Linked DNA regions of Mus musculus: region 2 is linked to region 1. The links are chromatin loops, found by intact Hi-C in ENCODE. Cell type or tissue: left cerebral cortex. All regions are shown on one strand. Links, peaks and the distances in the headings refer to the core of each region. The heading gives the core; the rest is flanking DNA.

Evidence for each region. Hi-C counts contacts between places; a loop is a spot of excess contacts. Peaks named below come from ENCODE experiments on the same cell type or tissue, not always from the same donor. Only the 100,000 strongest peaks of a DNase experiment are listed, where the experiment ranks them.
Region 2: a loop joins it to region 1, with 2.4 times the contacts of the local background. A loop is called at or near these places in 1 of 42 quality-filtered maps.

The regions. Positions count from the first base shown.
Region 1 is chr2:168,079,405-168,084,775 of GRCm38, reverse strand. It overlaps Pard6b (par-6 family cell polarity regulator beta), which reads right to left and starts at 3,772. Exons shown (of 3, transcript NM_021409.2): 1 at 3,417-3,772. The coding sequence starts at 3,482. Gm39990 (a long non-coding RNA gene) reads left to right here and starts at 4,050. Exons shown (of 2, transcript XR_867010.1): 1 at 4,050-4,276; 2 at 5,016-5,371. In left cerebral cortex, for the core only: a CTCF peak has its summit at 2,677; DNase peaks (open chromatin) are centred at 2,685, 3,020 and 4,013; H3K4me3 peaks cover 2,417 bases; H3K27ac peaks cover 584 bases.
Region 2 is chr2:167,922,846-167,928,216 of GRCm38, reverse strand. No RefSeq gene overlaps it. Among named protein-coding and RNA genes, the nearest start is that of Ptpn1, 6.8 kb to the left of the region's middle. In left cerebral cortex, for the core only: a CTCF peak has its summit at 3,053; DNase peaks (open chromatin) are centred at 2,753 and 2,874; H3K4me3 peaks cover 958 bases; H3K27ac peaks cover 1,185 bases.

The sequences.
Region 1 (5,371 bases), core at 243-5,242:
CCTATCTGTACCACGGCTCCCTTCCCAGAGCAAAGACGATAAAGCGGACACTATTGTTTCTTTCTTTCTTTCTCTTTTCAAGATAGACAGGGTTTCTCTATGTAGTCCTGGCAGACCTGGAACTCAGAAATCCTCCTGCCTCTGCGTCTACATTCTGGGGTTAAAGGTGTGTGCCGTCCCTGGCTGACGCTACTGTTGCTATGAAGGAGAGCCTACCTATGACCTACACACTCTCCAGTTCTGGTTAGGATCGCCTAACTGTGATATTACAGAACTAACCCTGGACCAGCAGATGGTTCAGTAGGTAAGTGCTTGCTGCCAAGCCTCAGAGCCTGAATCCAATCCCCAAGACCCACGTGGTGGTGAGAAGCAACTTCCTAGGGCTGTCCTCTGACCTCTCCACTCCCACTGCGGAACCTGCGAATCCCCACACGCCCATCATGCCAAGTAAATGATCAGAACATAGTGGAAATTTAAGGGAGTTTTTACTATTCACATAGCATAAACTGAAATTATTTTTTTTACAAACCTGAGCTAAGGTAGGACTAGCAACACATGACTTTACTCCCAACAGAGGCAGCCGGATCTCTGAGTTCAAGACCAGCCTGGTCTACATAATGAGTTTTAGAACAGCCAGGGCTATGTAGAGACCCTGTCTTAAAAAACAACAACAACGGGGGCTGGAGAGATGGCTCAGTGGTTAAGAGTACTGACTGCTCTTCCAGAGGTCCTGAGTTCAATTCCCAGAAACCACATGGTGGCTCACAACCATCTGTAATGGAATCTGATGCCCTCTTCTGGTGTGTCTGAAGACAGCTACAATGTACTCATATAAATAATAAATAAAACTTTAAAACAACAACAACTACAACTACTACAACAAAAGAACATGCAGTGCTCTTCCAGAGGACCCAAGTTCAGTTTCCACCCATGTCTGGTAGCTCACAAGCACCTGTAATTTCAGTCAATTGAGCTGACGCCCTCTTCTGGACTCTGTTGGCACCTGCATTCATGCACACACATAAATGTTCTCTAGGACAGTCAGGGCTACATGGAAGGAGGGGAAAGGGTGGGGGTGGGGAGCCATCTCAAAACCCCACAAAGCAGGGTGAACAAACTCTGGCCTATGCTGTCTGTCTGTCTGTTAACAGACACACAGCATGGCAGCATTTCCCGAGTGTATCTTCTGACTGCCCTGCTTCTGTTTAGAGGAGGGCTCACACTAGAAGTATGGTATGGCAGCTGAAATAGAAACCACACACCTTGGACAGAACTATGTAAAATATTCAAAAATCAGTAGATGAAAAAGGAAAACAAAAAGCTTGAAATTCCAGTCCACAAGAGCTTGGTTTCCTTCCACCAGAGACCCACTCCTATCTAACTTATTGGCACACCTAGAATCTCTACTCATTTTTTTAATGATTAAAAAAACATGTAAAGGCTCACTACCGAGATCAGGACCATAAAACTGAGTGTTGGTATTATGCAGCATCACAAGTGGTTTTCTTTCCTCACCTCAAGTCCCACAAGCCAAACTACAAAGAGATGCCAGGAGAAAGCTTGTGTGTTGACAGCTACAAATGGTTAGAGAAAAAGACAGACATTTCTGGAGTCAGTCATCTCCCTATACTAACAAGTCACTTTATTTGCTGTTGTGCAGAACCCAGCCAGGAAGGGTGTGTTCCTTAAACTATCATACAGTTTTACTCTAAAACAATTATGTGTATGCCGGCAGCTCCGTCTATGTATGCCATGTGTCGGTGCCATGGGAAGCCAGAGCACCAGATGTTCTGGAACTGGAGAGAAGGCTCGGTGGTTAAATGCAACACAGCTCACTCAGAGGCTCTGGGTTTGGGTCAGCGCCCACAAGGTAGCTCACTATTTTAACTTCAGGTCCAGGGGATCCGACTTGACTCCCTCTGGGATTCTGGCTTCCTAGAGCACCAGGCATTCAGGTGGTACACAGACATACAGGCAGGCATTTATACATGTAAAATAGTAAATTTAAAGAAAGTTACAGGTGTGTGTTGCTCGGCAGGGGTGCGGCGAACTGAGCTTGGGTGTCCTGCAAGAGCAGCGTACATTCATAAATGCAGTGCCATCTCTCTAACACCAACAGTCCTGTTATTATTACACAGACCTGTGTTTCAATCTAGTTCCTATCTGATATATAAATTCCTCCCACTCCTCCATTAAGACTGTGTCTGGCACTCTCTAGTTCTAGTCTCAATAGTTAGAGGAGATTACAAACAAAACAACAAAGCAAAAAAACAAAAAGAAAACAAACAAACAAAAATCCCCCCAAATTAAAAGCAAATGTAGATCTGTGATTCTTAGTTACAGAACTTTGCTCTCAAGCCCAGGAACCACAAAGGCTCCAGGTAGCTTTCCTCACTCACCCCACTTCCCGGACCGACATTCCCCCAGGGGTCCCTTAACCACCACGCTTCTTATTTTTGCAGTGGGTGTTCGATACACCGCTCCTTCTGTGTGTCTAGCCACAATTTTGCTCTAAATTCTCACGGTCAGCAATGCCCTCTACCACCGTTTTACAAGTTGCTCAGTAAAAAGCCATCGGCAAGACCTGGTCCTACAGCCGAGTTTGGGGGAAGTCACACCCTTTAAAAGCAGGGTTTCTTATCATTTCAGAACTCTCCGAGAACCAGGCTACATAATCCTGCCCCTCCTGGCCGTTCAAAGTCAGGAGAAGCTTGGCGACATGTTCCGGTGGCTACGGATCACCTTCAGATTCCATCTGAAAAGCCCCTTTTGGAAGACGGCATTCTCCAGCTAATCCCCACGGGCTACTCTGCTCACCCGGCCTTGGGATTGAGGAATCCCACCGACACTGAAGTCACTAACAGAAGACTGGCAGATCCGCCAAGGGGGAAAGCATTCCGAATGAAGAGTCGGAATGAAAACAGCAGCGTCTCAAATTGTCAAGCGCAGCACCAGAGTAAGGCGATAGCGCTAATTTCATAGATTAGACGCATACCAAAGTTAGGGCTGGAAAAAGAGCTCTCCTCCACTCGATGTACCCCCGAGCCCCAATAAAAGGTTATACGAGAAGACAACAAGGTGTTCCGAAAGCCTCTGGCTCGTGCCCGGGGTGAAGGGATCCCCCAAAGTTATCCCATCACCTTGCACTGGAGCGATCCTCATCCCACCCTAAAAGCAAGGCGGGAATATGAAGGATAGAAAACAGGGGCTGTGCTGCGGAGCAGACGCAAACGCCTCACATCGCCGCGCTCCACCAAGTTTCTCTCCTACGTGCTTCGGCCAGCAGCTCGCCCTCCGCCCGCGTTCCCACAGGGGCAGCCGAGGTCCACCATCCCGCCACTCTGCGTCCTCACGGGGCAGCCCCGCGTCGACCATCCCACCGGCCCTCGCCCCCGTTGCCCCGCCCGGCCGCGCACCTTGCTCTTCACCTCCATGGTGCCCAGGCAGCCGCTGCTCGCCCCGTGCCGGTGGCCGCGGTTCATGCTGAGTGCCCGGCCGCCGGCGGCCTCGTCGGGGGCCGGCCCTCGGGAGCGCGGGCGGCGGGGCCGCGGAGCGCGGGCTCGGGACTCGAAGCGCCGCACGGCGCCTCGTCACGGCACCTGCTGAGGTCCTCCCCGCAGCGCAGTGCCGGCTGCTCCGCGGCGGCCTGAGGGTCGGACTGCCAGTGCAGCAGGCGGGGACACCGGTCCCTCCCAGCGAGGCTCGGGGGCGGCGGCGGCCGCGGCGGTGAGGAGAGGGCGGAGCACAGCCCTACAGCCGCCGCAGCCTCCCTTATCCGCTGCCTCCCCCGCGGACGCGCGCCCGCGCGCTCGTGCACCGAGCTGGGCCGCGGCCGCGGCACGTGCGCGCGCTCACCTGCAGCTTCGGCGCGCGGCTTGCGCTCCGCCCACACCCAATGGGAAGCGCGCACCTGCGCCCGCGGCGTCAGCCAATCGGCACGCAGCCTGCGGGGCTCGCGCGGCCCGTGGGCGGGCCTCGTGGTTGGGAAGCCCCGCCCACAGCCCTCGCGATTGGTCCTGCCTTGCGAGGGAGGGGCGGGATCACCTGAAGCTCTGGGGCCTCTCTGGATTGAGCCGGGGGAGCAGTAGGACGCATGCGCCGGCTGTAGAGTTTCCGCCCCGAGAAGGCGATGGGGAAGGCCGGCCGGAAGCGCGAGCGCACCTGGACTGCCGTTCAGGAGGGTGTGTATTTTGCGCATGCGCGCGAGCGTTTTCGCCGGCTGGGTCGGGTCGGGAGCGCCCGTATCTTTAACGCGCCCTAGTCACCTGCTTGGAATGTGTGTACAGCCGTTCCCTTGCCGTGATGATGTGGGGTGACTGGGCATCTGGGGCCCCTCTTCGGCCTGAGCCCCCCCCCATGCTGCGGCTTCTTGGCGGCCCCCTGAAACTATTGTGGAAAGAGTTTCAAGTTTTCCCGCCTCTGCAGCAGTCATTAGAGGGAGAAGCTTGGGGGTCGGGGGTGGGGGGATGTCTAGGCCTGGAAACTGCACTTTCGTCTCAATCAGCGCTTCTCAACCTGTGGGCTCTTGACCCCAGGACGACTCTTCCTCCGGGGTCACCTGAGACCTAAAACACAGATATTTACATTGCGATTCATAACAGTAGCAAAATTACAGTTAAGTAGCTAGGAAAATCATTTTATGGCTGGAGGTCATCAGAATGCGAGGTCACAGCATTAGGAAGGTTGAGAACCACTGCTCTAGATCTTCCCTGTCCCGAGGGTGCCCTGGGTATCAGGAGAGGACCAGGGAGCTGAGGCCTGCGATGGTCCCCACAGGCCCTGGCTCCCTGCGGGCCTCACCATCCGCCCTCTGAGGCTGAAGTCGTCTCTCTGTGGAGCAATTTCTTGCCCGTTTGTTGTTTGCACCAACGCCAGCCTCTGGGCTGTGTTCTGTTCCCCCAGTGACCGAGCTGTGTCCTGGGGTAACAACACCAATTCCTAATCTCTGAGCGCCCCACACTGAGGCTGCTGCCTCTCTCTCTGTTTTGTTTACCCATTGGTCTTGCTGGTGCTAGGAGAAAAGTGAAAGTCTCCCTCGACGACCCTCCTACCCCACAGAGGGCTGAAGAGCTAGCTGATCAGGGGCCTTCACTCCTGCCCACTCTCCCCTTGGACCACAGAATCTAACATCTTTCCGCTGTGATGGGGTTCAGCTTTTCTATTTTCCTTCGTGCACGTGCACTTGAAACAGCGTTACTCTATGTACAATGAAAGCTACCCAGTGGCGGGGATACCCTGGCTTTGCTCAGTTGTTTGTTCACCCTGGGAGAGCCAGGCTCTTGTCATGCGCTCATGTATGTATTTGGGGACAAGAGGAGCCGAATCTGTGGCTTCTCCAGGCTACACCCTGTAGCTTCAAAGATAAGAAGCC
Region 2 (5,371 bases), core at 166-5,165, 160 kb after region 1:
CTACTAGGATACAACCTCACCATCCCCATGTTCCAAGCACCTGACATTTGCTGAGAACAGGGACTTCTATGACCTAAGTGTCAGTCCCCACCCCACCCCCAAGCCCTATGGACAAAGCCAGCCCTGCCCGGAAGCACCCCCACCCCCAAACCTGTCTATGGCCATAGCTGATTTAAAAGTAAACAAGGCAGCCATGTGTGGCCAGGCAAGACTGACGAATGCTCCAATGTCCTCACTCTCAGGTTCTGGATTTTCTCCTTATAGATTCTACTCAGGCAGCAGTTCTCAACCTGTGGGTCCAAACCCCTTTGCAGGGGCCACCTAAGATCAACCACAGGAAAACACAGATATTTACATTACGATTCACGACAGTAGCAAACTTAGAGTTAAAAAGTAGCAACAAGGGCTGGAGAGATGGCTCAGTGGTTAAGAGCAAGGAGTGCTCTTCCAGAGGTCCACATGATGGCTCACAAACATCTGTAATGGGATCCAATGTCCTCTTCTGGTGTGTCTTTAGACAGCAACAGTATATATATATATATATAATACATTCTTTTAAAAAAGTAACAATGAAAATAATTTTATGGTTGGGGGTGGGGTCACCACAGCATGAGGAAATAAATTAAAGAGTTGTAGCATTAGGAAGGTTGAGAGCCACGACACTAAGGGAAGAAATCAATACTGTACGTCAGTGATCAGCCAACTTATTGATCATCCCAGGACTCGCAGGTAGAGCAGGACAGCTGGCTTCCTTTCTCTTCTTTTTTTTTTTAAGATTTATTTATTATTTTATGTATATGAGTACACTGCAGCTGTACAGATGGTTGTAAGCCATCATGTGGTTGCTGAGAATTGAACTCAGGACCTCTTCTTGCTCTGGCTCTGCTCACTCGGGCCCAAAGATTTATTTATTATTATATTTAAGTACACTGCAGCTGTCTTCAGACGCACCAGAAGAGGTTGTCAGATGTCATTACGGATGGTTGTGAGCCACCATGTGGTTGCTGGGATTTGAACTCAGGACCTTCAGAAGAGAAGTAGTGCTCTTAACCGCTGAGCCACCTCTCCGGTCCAGGACAGCTGTTTTCAAAGCGTGGTACTGTTGCTGACCCCTGACTGAATGAGGTCAGCAAGTGGCCCAGACAGGGACATCAGCCTACAGGTAGCACAGCTCAGAGCTTAGGATCCAAGGTATCTGGCAAGCTAGGATTCTCATGTCACTTCATCTAGGACAAACCTGTTCCTCCCCCGATAACTCCCACCCCTAACCCCATCCCTTTCCTACGTGCCATGACACTACATGTCTGGTTGATGTGTTTAGCCTCTCTTGGCCACTAACTGTAAATGCTGTGAATAAGTGGGGCTGGGCTGTGTTGCCCAACACCATCTCCCTTGAGCTGGAAGTCTGCAAGTCATTTTCCCCACGCCCCCACCAGTCCTTGGAAAGGTTTTAGAAGTCAGGATGACAAGGGCTTCTTTGCCTCTCATAGACTGAGTCCCTCGGAATGTGCAGCTCAACCACCCAGTGCTGGGAGCCCAGAGGTTGAGAAGAGCATGGTCCCACCTCCCTGAGCCTTAAGATTCCCTAGCACATTTGGGCATCTGGACTGCCTGGTTGGCCAGTCCCTGACATGGCATTACCTGTGCGGGGAAGCCAGTGCTGGCAGCAGGGGACATGGGCTTCAGCCTACAGTTGCCTGGGCCTCAATTAAACTCCAAAGTCCTTTTAAGTTTTCCCAGCGGTTTTGCTTTTTCAGAGAGAGTGAAGAGGTACAATCTGTATATCCCAGGGCACCATGGAGCCCGGGTTGGGTCAGAGAGCACATGGCTGTCACTTCAGAATCTCAAGCCCAGAGTCTATTTCTAACAGCCCATGTGCCTGGACCAAGCTGCTTAACCTCTCAGCGTTGGCCTAGATAATTTCCTTCGAGAAAACCCAACTGAAAGTGGCTTTTGCAAAATGGGAAGTGAATTGGCTCTTGAGAATAGGAAGTCTAAAAGCTGCCTGCTTCAGGCACAGCGTGATCTAGGGGCTTGAGCAATGTCACCGTGACTCTGTGTCTCCTCAGCCCCTTCTCTCTGGCCCTGTGCTGGCTTTGGTCCTGGGTGGGCTCTCTCCTGCAGATAAAAGGGATGGCCCAGCAGTCCTCCCTTCCAGCATATATCCTGATGTGTAGTCTCCTAAGTCCCATGGAGGGAGGAAGGACAAGTGACATCTCTAAGCCGATCTCTGGAAGAGTAAAACAGGGTTTGATTGTGGACGGATGTCTGACCTAAGTACCTGTGCCCTCCTCCAAGCAGGACATTGTACAGTCTCTCCAGGATTTCCCATGAGCTCTAAAAATAGCACAAGTGGCCCTGAAAATGCCAATCATGGTGACATCTATTACTTTAAAAACTAGGTGTGGTGGCACACGTCTGTAATAGCCAGCCCAGAGATTCAGCGTCATCCTTGGCTATATAGAGGGATCAAATTCAATCTGAGCTACATGAGACCCTGCCTCAAAATTTTATTTTATTTTTTTAACTTAACAGTGTTAAAATCTATTCTGTTAGGAATCCCATTTGAACTGCAGCACAGGGAAGTTAAGCAATTTGCCCACAATTGCACAGGACTTGAACTTCTGGTTCTGAAGTTCTGTGAATATGAGCTCTGCACCCTTTCCGGAAGGAAGGGAGGCGGGGCTACCCGAAGCTCCGCCCCACTCACATCCTCACTGGGCTCTTGAAACCCTTAAAGAGACTCTCCCATCTCTCTGCTGCCGGAAAACATTTCAGACTTGATTCCAGGCCATTATAAATAAACACAAATATAATCCCAAGCTGGCCGTCTCGTAAGAAGAGACGAGAGGAGGCGGCATTTAGGGGAACTGGGGGAGTCACGTGTGTGCTGAGAAAGGCTGCAGAGAAGCATGGGGGGGTGGAGCGGTTCGAGGAGGGAAGTGGAACTCAGAGATGGAAATGAGTTTTGGCCTCACGCTTTCAGCAAAAGTGGAGTCTGGGAGGGTTGCTAGAGGCCAGGGCACTTCCTCACCCTCCCCGCTAGGGTCAGGGCACTTCCCCACCCAGAGACAGTGGTTCTGGGTCCGGATCCTGGAACCTTGCTGCCTTGGGCAAGCGCGCTCTTGGGCAAGCGGGTTTCTCACCCTTTTCTGTCTTACGTAAGCGATGAGGATTTAGTTAAATGAACAGGCGTGTCCAGTGCTCTGCTCTCTCGAGTTAGCAGCAAGGGCTGCGTTAATTGGGTTCTTAGCCTATCAAGTGTGCAGGTTGTTGGCTAGCTCTCAAACGTCCTAATGTATACTGTACCTTACATCCTGCCGCTGCCGGCTCTGTGGGTGTACACACAACCTGTGCAACTGCGCAGCTCTGCCCGTAGCCTTGATGGGCTGTACTTTCGTTGTCTTGAAATTGTAAATCATTTTTTATTTCTAGTTTTTTTTTTTTTTTTCAGTTTTGGGTAATTGAATCCAGGGTCTTGTGCACCTTAGACAAGTGCTATACCACTGAGCTAGGTCACCAGCCCTCTTCAAATAGCTGGTCTCAGAGGAGTAGTCTAATGGTCACGGTTTTGAAAGGTATTGGCTTAGCGACTTTTCTTTTGTTTCGGAGACAAAACACCTGGCAGAAGCAATTTAAGGGGCAAGAGGGTTTTGTTTGTTTGTTTTGTTTTTCGAGACAGGGTTTCTCTGTATAGCTCTGGCTGTCCTGGAACTCACTTTGTAGACCAGGCTGGCCTTGAACTCAAGAAATCCACCTGCCTCTGCCTCCCAAGTGCTGCGATTAAAGGTGTGTGCCACCATGCCCGGCTTGCAAGAGAGGTTTTGTTGGTGGTAGTGGTTATTTTATTTTATTTTATTTTTTGCGGCACATGGTTCCAAGAAAGAAGACAGTACAGTCCACCACAGTGGGAGAGGCATCCTGCCTGGCATGGCTTTGTTCTGGGCAGAGGGAGTACAGCTTCTCACTTCTCAGCCAATCAGGAAACAGAGACAGGACCTGAAACAAGGCCGGGATATATATATCCCATAATGCCCACCACACACCTGATATTCACCAGTCTGACCGTATCACCCCATTCCACAACACCCAAATAACACCACCAGCTGGGAGCCAAGTGTCCAGACACATGAGGCTCTGGGATCATTTTATTAAAACCCCAAACGGGAACACTGTCTGAGCAGTTTCTGTCTTTGAAAATGGAGTAGTCTTGTCCTGCCATTCCAGGAGAGATCAGGGCAGCTTGCAGGAATCAGCGCTCTCCTCCTGCCACGTGGGTCCTGGGGATTGAACTCAGGTCATCAAGCTTGGCAGCAAGTGCCTTTACCCACTGTCTTAGTCAGGGTTTCTATTCCTGCACAAACATCATAACCAAGAAGCAAGTTGGGGAGGAAAGGGTTTATTCAGCTTACATTTCCACACTGCTGTTCATCACCAGAGGAAGTCAGGACTGGAACTCAAGCAGGACAGGAAGCAGGAACTGATACAGAGGCCGTGGAGGGATGCTACTTACTGGCTTGTTTACTTCTGTTGTATAGCAGCCATGGGGTGCTGTACATAAACTGGACAGATCTGTGGTCTGGCTGGGCCCTGGTTCTCCTGTTTGTGTGCATGTCCAGGTGTGTGCATATGCGTGTGGAGGCTGGAGGAAACTTTGGGTGTCATTCCTTAGATGCTGACTACCTGGTTTGGGGGGGGGGGCGTCTCAGTGGTCTGGAACGCACCAAGGTGTCAGGGTTGGCAGGTCAGCAAGCCCCAGGGATTGGCCTGACTCTGTCCCCCCTGCTTTGGGATTACAAAAGCATGCCACCCAGCCTGGACTTCTCTCCCTGCCACCCCACCCCAACTGCCTGAGTTCAGGTCTTCATGCTTGCATGGCCAGCACTTCAGAGTCATCCTCTCAGCCTTTCATTCTGAGACGGCGTCTTCCCCTGAGCTCAGGCTGATCTTGAACTCTTTATTTTGTTATTGATTGTTTGTTTGTTTGTTTGTTTGGTTGGTTGATTGGTTGGTTGGTTGGTTGGTTGGTTGGTTGGTTGGTTTTGGTTTGGTTTTTTGAGACAGGGTTTTCCAGGCTGACCCGGAACTCACTCTGTAGTCTAGGCTGGCCCCAAACTCAGAGATCTGCCTGCCTCTGCCTCCAGAGTGCTGGGATTAAAGGGGGTGTATCACCACTGCCTGGCAGACTTCAAGCTCTTGATGATCCTTCCTGCTTTGGCCTCTTTGGTGCTGGGAACACAGGTGGGTGTCACCAAGCCCAGCTTCACTCTGTGCATTGGGAGATGGAAATGGCCCCTGTCCGAGATCCCCATCGAGTAGAATCTGGATTCCTTTGTGCTGGAAGCCACAGAGAGGACTCCCATTTGGGATC